3 separate regions of the Homo sapiens genome follow, and regions 1 and 3 are each linked to region 2. A link is a contact called in ENCODE Hi-C or POLR2A ChIA-PET data. All regions are on one chromosome and are shown on one strand. Each heading gives the region's core, a stretch centred on a gene start or an enhancer-like site at or near the end of the contact. The rest is flanking DNA. Distances are from core to core; before and after follow the strand shown.

Region 1 (3,298 bases), core at 692-3,191, 270 kb before region 2:
ATATAGTTGTTCCTACTTCTCAAAAACATCTTTTCCATACAGACTGCCTCACCTGAATTTCACAATCCAGAGTCAGAGCAATTATGAAAAAAAAATTTATTTTGCAGTAATTGTTATTCAGCACTTTATACAGTTTAAAATATGATTTCAAGTTCAGTGATTCATTTTATTGTCACAATAACCAAATGAGATAGAAATGGTGGGTCTATCATAATATCTATTTTAGGCTGGAGAAAGTTGGGCCTCAGATAAGTTAAATGAGATATGTGAGTTAATTTGAGGAGGTAGGGGGAGACAGGACTAAATCTGTCCTTGCTTCTATTTCTCTCACCCAATCCTCTGAACCAAAGATACTAAACTCTATTCCCAAAAACAAATACAAAAGAGCTAGCGGTGGGTTGAACTCGACCAAAGCATTGGAGATCTGGATTCCAGTGGCAGAGCCAGAACTAACTAGCTGGTGACCTTGGGCAAGTTTCCTTTGTCTTGTTTTTTGTAAAAGAAGAGGTTTAAACTAGGATCTCTAATGCTCCTGCAAGCTCGAAAATTTCTATAAGTCTAGACTTTTCCATCCTTGCTCTCAAATTAATCTTTTTCTCAGAATAATAATCATAACCTTATTTATTCTCCCACTGGGTACCAGGCACTGTTCTAACGTACCCCCATTTTCTACCCGCATTTTCTCTTTAGATCTCACGACATTCCTAAGACAATTATATCTCTTTTACAGATAAGGAAACCTAGGCTCATGTAGGTTAAATGAACTGCCCAAGACCAATAAAATTAGTAAGCATCAAGGGGAGAGCTGACCGCAGGTCAGACTGACCGCGAGGATCTAAACCTGGTCTGTGTTGTTACTGCAGAAGAAATTAGGCTCCCTGCATTACTGGTCGCCTCTCTCCACGCATAAAAGGGAGAGGAGGGACAAGAAAGCCAAACCAAGTCACAACAAGCCCCTGCAAGGCAAAAACAGAAAAACCGCTGGAAGGGCGCCCGGGAGGATCCTTTCTGGGTCCAGGGGGCGGGGCGCAATTTTCCGGCAGCCACGGGATCGCAACGCGGGCCGTCCTGCCCTCTGGCCCATTACCTTGTTGAGATGAGGGTTCCTGGTGACATCGTATCCGCGCTTCTTCAGGGGCACAGGGCGCGCCGGGCCAGGCTTGGAGTGGCAGCCTTGGGCGGGCGCGGTGGGTGTCCAGCGCGGGAGGGCGCCGCAGGCCCGGCCCGGCCAGGGAGCCAGCCGCGTGCCTGTCCCCAGCGCGGCACCCATGGTCCTTGGCAGACCTGGCACGGGAGAGAAAGCAAGGTCAGGGCCTCCTTCCAGCCAGCCAGGACCCACGCGCGCTGCGGGGCACCGGGCCTGATCCGGGGACGCGCCCTCTGGGAGAGGGCAGGTGCTCCCAAAGGGTTAAATGTTCCAGCCCCCGCCACTCCTCGGCTGCCACCTGCTCGGCTCCGCGCGGGGCGCCAGGCCTAGCCAAGAGCCAGGCAAAGCGAAACCAAGCCCTGGAAGCAGATCCGGTGCGGGTGACAGCCGGCGCCACCCCTGCCCCCATCCCTGTGAAAAAGAGGCGACTGCGCGGCGAGGGGTCCCCGTACCCCTAATCCCGCGTGGTGGCTTGCCTCGGTCCTCTCCTTCCCTGGCCCACCTGCGCTGCTCGGGGAGCTGAGGTCTACGCGGTCCCGCTGCGGAGCAGGCGGGGTGAGGAGCTGCGGTCTGTGAGTCCTCTCCCGCCAATGGGTGGACCGCGCTGGCGGCCGCGAGCTCGCGGAGCTGGTGAGTTCCTCAAAGAGCGGTCCCACAACCTTTGTTCTCAGTGCCTGGCTTCCCCTGAGGACGCGCGTGGGGCGCCTCAGCACTGCGTGCACGTGGTTTTCCCCAGTGACAAGAAGCAGCTCAGAATGCCCGCCTGAGACTCTCCATCTTGGCAAGACTAAATGCACAGAGGGGGATTTGCGTTTGGGGGTCAGCATATCCTCGCACTCTCCCAACATTCGGGGAAGGGCGTGCCTTCAGGATTTGGAGTAGAAATCCTCAGGCATTCGGTGCTCAGTGTTGCCTTGTGCTGTCCAATATAATAGCCATTCGCCACGTGTGGCTATATAAACGTAAATAAATTAGTCTATATAGAATAAAATTTAACATCCAGTTCTGCAGTCACGCTAGCCACATTTCCAGTTCAAGAGCCACTTGTATGCAGATACAGAACATTTCTGTTTTTGCGGATACTTCTATTAAGCATCATTGACATAGGAGCCACAGTTACTAAGAGGACTTCTGAGGACCCCATGGAGTTTGCCATGGGTTATTGGGGCCAGACAGGGATCTTGGGGTCCATCTAGCCCCAAACTTAATTTTATACTTTCTCCACACAGTAGTCAGGAGATTCCTTTTAAAGCAAACACTTTGTTGTGTGTGGAATAAAATCCAAACTTTCAGGGCCTACAAGATTTCCCATAAACTGGCTCTTGCCAGCCTCTTCAGACTTATCCTACTCTACTCTTTCCTTCTCACTGATCTCTGGCCATACTTGATCCTTCCTGTGTCTTCACCCCACTTGGTTCCCTCCCACTGCAGGGCCTTTGCACTTGCTATTGCCTCTCCTTGGAAGGCTCATACTCCAGCCTTGCAAACCACTACTTCATTCCCACCTCTCAGTTCTCCACTAAGTTGTCAACTCGAAGGCCTTTCCTCTATCCCATTCAATGTCAGCCTGCACTAGGAACTATAGAGTGAAGGGGTTTTTCTCTTTAGAGAACTTAACACAGTCAGTAGCGCGCTTGTTTTTCTGATTGTTTACTGACTATCTCCTGTCTAGAATGTAAGCTTCATGAAGAGAGGCTCTTTGCCTGTGAACCTGTGTGTCCTCACTGCCTAGCTCACTGCCTGGTATGTAGTTGCACAATAAATAGTTGTTAGGTGAAGGGAAGTGGCAGCCACTTTCATAAGGATCGTGAACCCTTAGACTTACTGACAGACAGTTGGCACGGTCCTCTGCTGACACCCCTTCAAAGCTCCCGGTGCCAGCATTAGCCCCGTTGTAAGTACCAAGCAGACATCATGGCCCATAATGTGCTAAGGGGTGCTCCTGCCTGAGTTCAGGATTCCCTCATCCCTTCAGGAATAATCGTCTCCTCCTGCAGTCTCTCTCCTCCCTGTGTAATATCTAATTTTCAACTTGAATGATCTACGTAAAATAGTTATTTCCAAAACAGAATTACAATTACCTGGTAGGAAATAAGGATGGGGCAAAAATACAGCTTTCCAGGCCCCATCCATGAAGATTCTCATCCAGTA
Region 2 (3,254 bases), core at 371-2,870:
TGGGTGACAGAGTAAAGAAAAAAAAAAAAAAAGAGTTCTGGTCATACCCTTACACCCTTACTCTTACATTTAGAACATTTAGAACATTAATGCTGCATAAATGGAACATGTCCAAAAGCCTCTTAGGATGCAAGCCTCTTTTGAAATTGCAAACTGGGACCAGTACATGTGCCCTAATAGAGGGCAGTAGGAAAAAAAGCAAGAGCTTTGCAGCTGCTGGATTACGAACCTCTCTACTGAGGCACTAACTCCTATTAAGGTGTTAGCTCCTACTGACCCAGCAGAGGCTGAGTAAAGATTGTCATTTTGGTCAATGATTCTTAATCAGTGGTATTTAATCTTTTGAGATCACAGACCCCTTCTTTGAAAAGTATGAACCATCTCCCCAGAAAAAAGACAGGTGTATGTAAAATATTCTTGCATTCAATTGTAGACTCTCTGCCTTAGCCCTAGATTTTTTAAAACCATATTTTAAAGCATGGCTCCCCTAATTATAGAATTGTCAGAGGCGTCTGAACCAGAGCAACTCCATCTTGAGTAGGGGCTGGGTAAAATAAGGCTGAGACCTACTGGGCTGCATTCCCAGACGGTTAGGCATTCTAAGTCACAGGATGAGATAGGAGGTCAGCCAAGATACAGGTCATCAAGACCTTGCTGATAAAATAGGTTGCAGTAAAGAAGCCAGCTGAAGCCCACCAAAACCAAGATGGCCATGAGAGTGACCTCTGGTTGTCCTCACTGCTACACTCCCACCAGCACCATGACAGTTTACAGATGCCATGGCAATGTCAGGAAGTTACCCTATATGGTCTAAAAGGGGAGGCATGAATAATCCACCCCTTGTTTAGCATATAATCAAGAAATAACCATAAAAATAGGCAACCAGAAGCCTTCTGTCAGTGGAGTAGCCATTCTTTTATTCCTTTACTTTCTTAATAAACTTGCTTTCACTTTATGGACTCGCCTTTAATTCTTTCTTGCGTGAGATCCAGTAACCCTCTTTTGGGGTCTGGATCCGGACCCCTTTCTGGTAACAGAATCTTCCAGTGTTAGAACTAGACACAAACTTAGAGATGATTTTTGTGAAAGCACCTTATTCCTAGTGGTGTGAAAGCTGAGGTCATTTGGGATAATAAATGGTTCTGCACATTTTCAAAGAGCTAACCCTCATTGTCAACACTACCTTGAACTAGTTGCCCCACTCCTAATTTGCTCCTGTCAAAACACTGCAGCCAAATGCAACAATCCAGTGCCACAAATGGCTGCTGCCAGGATGTCAGTGAACATTTGTCGAGCACCCGAACCAGCATTGGGCGCAAGAACAGCTCTTGCCCTTGAGAAGCTCAAACACATCTAGAGGAGAAACAAACAAGAACAATATAATGTAATATAACACATGCAATTACAGATGTTTGAACTAGGTTCAGAGGTGCCCTAAAGGAAGGTGCTACAGGCTCTGCTTGATTGGATCATGCGAGGCTCCCAGAAGAGGAAACGTGTATGCAGGGACTTGAAGAAGAAGAGGAAACACTTACTCAGGGACTTGAAGAATGAGCAGAAGGGCCACGGAGTGAAAGAGCCTCCTGGCTCAGGAGTCCAGCATGCAGGAGCAGAGAACACTGAAACAGCCTGAGAACAGGAGGAGCTGGAAGTGGCTGGGATTGGCTAGAGCATAGGGTGTGTCTGAGGAAGAGGAATGATGTGGCTGGAAGAGAGGGGAAGAGCCAGACCTGAGGGTCTTGGATATCACTCTGAGGGGTTTGGACATAAAGAAGAATATCAGCCGATGTGATGGATTAAGGAGCTCCTTCCTGGGGGTGGTGCAAGGAGGCCAGATAGTCATCTGTCCTGGATGGCCTTCCGAGGGGCTGGGGGTAGGGGTGGGGTGGGGCTGGAGTGAGGGCAGCCTCTCTGAGATCCCTATCACCTCTCTCTTTAAAAATCAGCCACTGCCAAACACTAGAGAACCTAAGAAGGCCCCTGTAAAGCAGAAACGACAGGCAGTCAGCCTAGAGTACACCTTTAAAAAGTCAGTAAGACATATACACCAGAAAAGGACCATGCTTCTCCATTAAAAGATAGCCAAATGGGAGGAGGCCTTCTCAAAAATATAGGGAAATTTCTCACTTGATGTATTGATGTTTTTCCTCTGCAGAGCTTCACATTTTTCATCCATTCTTAAAATTGAGCCAGTTTAGCCCTAGGAGGTGGGCAGGCTCTGAGGAATCATCAATCAAGAGAAGAGAACATCGCCAGAAACACGTAAGGGAAACGTTTCCATGTCACTACTTCTCAGGATTCCTGGGCATTAAGGGTACTTAAGAAGTGCTTGTAAGGAGTGTGTTTTCTCCCAAGCAAACACATAAACAAAAAATTCTAATTACAGGGACACTGCATTGAGTCTGTCCTAAAGTTGTTCTGCCTGTATTCACCACTAGGTGTCATTAGAGCCCTCTTTTAAAAGAAACAAAGCTTCAAAAAACACTGACCTCAGGAGAATAATTTTTCCAGTGTTCCTATTTCTCAGTTAAAAAAAAAAATATATATATATATATATATATATTTTTTAACATGAGTAAAAATTGCAAATGTTCAGGACTTAGCTCTTGAATGGCTACTAAAGATTATAATTCCTCAGACTACCTGCAAATATCATGAGTCTTACAGAATCACAATACATTTTTATTGAAATATCCATGGTAAATATACATCTTACAGGAAATTCCATTGCGTTTACACTATTTATTTAATAGAAATAATCTCTGGGATTATTTGCATTTATTTCTGAAGGAGGATGTTTTTCCTTCCTGAGAATAAGTTCAGGAAATGGGTGAAATGTTCAGGAAGTTAGCTAAATGCTGATGTAAATCCAAAAGGAAGGTCTGTTGTTGTTTCTTTCTTTTTTTTTTTTTAAAGGGGTGGGTGGGGGGGACACACAAAAATGCTAGGAAGTGGTTCTCTCATTCACTTATGGAAAAATGTTATACTGAATTTCTGATTTAAAAGGAAGAGGATTAGAAAAAAATGTGGGCCCATGATATGGTTTTCTGTAGATCTGGTTAGGCAATTCACAGTAGTTAGCAAAGAAAACTGTGTCAAGAAACAAAATCTACATGGGAGACATGACTTGGATTCAGTTTGTCCTAAATTAAACCTTTACTATGAAATTTGAATCGGCTACTCTAAGAAATAAGTCGTGTTAGAAAACTCTGAGTCCCGAAGAGCTGGTGGGGCCCCTTAGCACTACATAAACA
Region 3 (3,710 bases), core at 1,043-3,542, 480 kb before region 2:
TTAAGTGTTCTCTATTAAAGCAAGTGGTATAGACTCTGATACAGAGAGCTCACAATAAAGTAATCACAATCAGCAACACTCCACGATGGTGAAACCAAAACAAAACAAAGCAAAAGGAAATGAAAGTAGGACTATTTATGGCTTACTACATTTGGATAATTTAAAAAATTGTTGTCATCTATGGCTGGTGAGGAAGGAATGAAAAGTAAAATGTTCCAATATACTTTGTGTTTTAAAGTGCTACAATCTTTAGTGAGAACTGTTTCCCCATCTAGAGCAAAGGCATAAAATATTTTTGCCCTTTGACCTTATACTTCTACTTTTGAGAATCTCTATATAGAAAAGTCCAAAATGTATATACTAGGATGTTTATGACAGTGTTATTTATAATACAGAATGCCTGGAAATAACCTACACATCTAACAAAGGAGTAATGATTAAGTAAAGTAGCCAGTGTAGACACAGTAGACTGTTTTATAGCTATTAAAAATGATCATCATGAATATTATGCAGCAACATGGAAAATGCTGTGAAGCTAGTCACTAACATCAGATATTGTTCCAAGTACTTTATATGTCTTAACATGAAGACAGTTATTCATTTAATCCTCATTATTGCCATCCTCATTTTACAGATTGGGAAAATAAGGTATGGTTTGCTGAATTGTACAAGATCATATAACAGAGCCAGGATGTGAATCCAGGGAATCAAGCTCTAGGGCCTGTGTGCTTAAGCACTAACCTATGTTCCATTGAGTTGGCTGGAAGGAAGAGAACATTAAATAGTATACATTTATCACACACATAGAATCCAGAAGGAACTTACAAAATACTAATGGTTGCAGGGTGGGAGTATGAGTGAATTTTCTATATTCTCTGTTTCTAGTTTTCCAGGTGGCTTATTTTTAGCTAGCTCTAGGGTGGGCCTTCTCCTAGATTTATACTTGGCTCAGTGGCTGAGATAGGGGGTACAGCAAACAGTTGGTGGCCAATAAGTGCACATTCATCATTGTGGACATCAGAAGGCGGGACTCTATGCAGGATCATACTTCTCAGAAGATGGGGTGCAGGCACCCCTGTCTTCACACAGCTGTGGCCTAGAGGGAGTGCTGAACTGTTGGCAGTGTCACAGAGACAGGGCTAAGGATACTGGGACTTCCTAACATCCTTCCCATGGTCTGCAAAGTACACAGTGTGCACCCTCTGAGGGCCTACAAAGTGACAGGCACCATGCTAGGCACTGTCGAAGACAGATGAATCAAACATGATCCCTGCCATCAGAGAACTCCCAGTTTACTAAAACTTGGGCACAAAACAGTAGAACACAGTGGGTAGTCAGAGATCACTGGAAATTGTTACATTCATTTATTTTTTGAGCATCAATTATGAACCAGGCTCAGGTACTGAGGATACCATGGTAACAAAATAGACCAAGCTCATTTCTGTTTGTAAGGAAAGAAATTACTAAATGATTACAAGTGTGATGGCTTTTATAAAACAGTTGTTCATGACATACTTTTTGTTAGTTTATGTACAGAAAAGTATGTTATCAGTATCAACCTACCTCTGCAGTGCCTCCCCGTGTACTCCATGTACCAGTAGCTTTATTCATTGTTCCCTACACATATCATGCATGTTTATACTTAGGTACATTTCCCCTGCTATTCTACCTATCTAGAAGACCATTTTGCAGTTCATTATTCCTTAAGACTGCCCAAATGATCAGCAAGACATTCCTTGCTACCCCAGGCATCCTTAACCATGCCTCCTTTTCCCATATCTACTTTTTTATCTAACCTGAATGAAGCTGGACTATATCATGGTCAGGCTCAGCACTGTACTGCATTCAAAAGAAACACCAAGCTGACATCCAAGGAAGTATCAACAAGCAGTTTAAATAAGTATTTAAATCACTTAAAGAAAGGGCGAGGAGAATTGCATTGTATGACCCTCTTCTGAAATCCCCAAATCCCCTTTGTCCTTAATTTTCTCCAAAGTCCACTTATTATGTGGCACTCCCTATTTTCTCTGCCTCCCTCCAAGTAACTCCATACTTCTTACTCTCCGCCCATAAAACTCTCTTTCATTTCAGTTCTACGGAGTCAGAATTTGTATTTAAAAAGATCTCCAGATGATTTGTATGCCATTCCAGTTTGAGATGCACTGAACTAGATGGCCTCTCTAGGTGAGGTACTAGTTTCCTGCCATTGGCTAGCGGGAGTTTTCTGCTCATCGGAGTCTGTTTCAGGACAGCCTTTTGCCTCCCTGAAAGGAGGGGTTGCGCAAAGCATTTGCCACCAGATGGCGCCAAAGGTATTCCATCAGAGATGATCCCGCAGACACTACACTCTGGATGGGTCTTTTTCTTTTTGGGTGTCAACCGTCTTCTGGGGTTATTTGCAGGTTGAATAACTGGGCTTCCTCACAGAAATTCGGTGCTGGATGGGGATTGGAGATCATGGCATTTAACAGTTGTACAGATGAGGAAATTGACAGAGAAAGGTGGCTTGGCCCTGTCAGTCACCCAAAGCAAGGAAACCTGGGGGTTTCCTTCCCAGGTTTGCTTCCATCCCTTCATGATCTCTGCTGCTCAGACAGCCCTTCCTGACTATAGTTGAAGGCAGCAGGAGAGGTGTTATGGGGTTTCTCTGGGGAAGGACGGAGCAGGGTGGTAGCAGAGGCAGAGGGAAGTGAACTTAGGCAGTAGATGTCAACATTCAGCTGTACCTCTGGAAGGGGAGGGGAGCTCAGAACAATGGGAAATCTGATGGGAAAGAGTCACACATTACAATAAAAGGATGCAAGGTCAGCTGCCATTTATTGATCACTCTTACTGTGGCCTTGGCTCTGTGCTGTGTGCTTACCAGCACAGGATTTGCTCAATTAATCTTCCCAACAACTCCATGAAGTAGGGACTACTGTGCTCCTATTTTTTGCCCTTAAAAGTGGAGAGTGACGCTCAAGGGAAATGGAACTAATCAGGACAGAACTTCTGAATCCTTTCACCACCAAGTCTTCAGACCCTCTGCCTCCAATGTCCAAGTACTTGCTTTTCCCCCTGTTACCATCGATGCCTCCCTGCTTCTAGCTAAAGCACCACTTGTCTAATGGATCCCATCATTTTTGCCTACTTGTCCCATTATTCCCACTCCTATTTCCTGCATATTCAATTTTGCCCTCTCTACTGGATCATTCTCATCAGCATACAAATACACTGTAAAACTTCCATCTTTAAAAGGCCCTCCCTTGGTCCTATATGTCCCACCCTATTTCTTACTCTCCTTTATAGGCAAACTCTTCTAGAGAGCTGAATATATTAACTGCATCTAGTTCCTTCCTCCTTGGTCCCCATGAAACCCAGTCCAATCAAATGACTGACCCACCTCTTGTCAGGGTCCCCAAGTACCTCCAGGTGGCCAAATTCAGTAATCAGTTCTCAGCCTTCTTCTTTCTTGACCTCTCAGCAGCATTTGGTACTGTTGCCCATTTTTTTCCTTTGGGAAGCTATTTCTGCACTTGGTACAGGCCAGAACTCAAGAGGAAAAACAGTGGTTCTTAAGCTCCAAATTACAAAATTTGGCAAATAAAGTTATCTCCATCATTAACCTGCATTTTTGGGGTGCTCTTGGGCTATGCACTAGGGGTTTAAAACTGGAAAGGAAGCTACTTAGCTGTTTCGAGGTAACCACTCTGAGAAGCCCATGGGTCCAG

What was found. A loop is a pair of places that touch in the nucleus more often than their neighbours do. ChIA-PET counts read pairs that join two places held with the same protein, here RNA polymerase II (POLR2A). Pooled maps may share reads with other maps.
Region 1: a loop to region 2 is called in a map of ovary, with 4 times the contacts of the local background. The contact joins the promoter of ME3 here to the promoter of PRSS23-AS1 in region 2. A Hi-C loop is called at or near these places in 1 of 168 maps with a recorded cell type or tissue (ovary) and 2 of 50 pooled maps. POLR2A ChIA-PET finds 5 or more read pairs at or near these places in 2 of 52 experiments (Panc1 and activated T-cell).
Region 3: a map of endothelial cell of umbilical vein shows a loop between it and region 2 (2.4-fold over the local background). The contact joins the enhancer-like site here to the promoter of PRSS23-AS1 in region 2. A Hi-C loop is called at or near these places in 4 of 168 maps with a recorded cell type or tissue (CD8-positive, alpha-beta T cell, endothelial cell of umbilical vein, left cardiac atrium and 1 more), 1 of 37 single-sample maps with no recorded cell type and 9 of 50 pooled maps. POLR2A ChIA-PET finds 5 or more read pairs at or near these places in 1 of 52 experiments (PC-3).

The regions. Positions count from the first base shown.
Region 1 is chr11:86,670,675-86,673,972 of GRCh38, forward strand. ME3 (malic enzyme 3) reads right to left here and starts at 1,942. Exons shown (of 15, transcript NM_001161586.3): 1 at 1,650-1,942; 2 at 1,088-1,284. The coding sequence starts at 1,270.
Region 2 is chr11:86,936,865-86,940,118 of GRCh38, forward strand. PRSS23-AS1 (PRSS23 antisense RNA 1) reads right to left here and starts at 1,621. Exons shown (of 4, transcript NR_187135.1): 1 at 1,536-1,621. It also overlaps a transcript of PRSS23 not described here.
Region 3 is chr11:86,453,984-86,457,693 of GRCh38, forward strand. All of the region lies in intron 8 of ME3 (malic enzyme 3), which reads right to left. Among named protein-coding and RNA genes, the nearest start is that of CCDC81, 81 kb to the left of the region's middle. Within about 2 kb of position 2,293, at least 5 of the 41 ENCODE cell types and tissues checked have a DNase peak (open chromatin) inside an H3K27ac peak, as active enhancers do; they include endothelial cell of umbilical vein, where a contact is called at or near this core.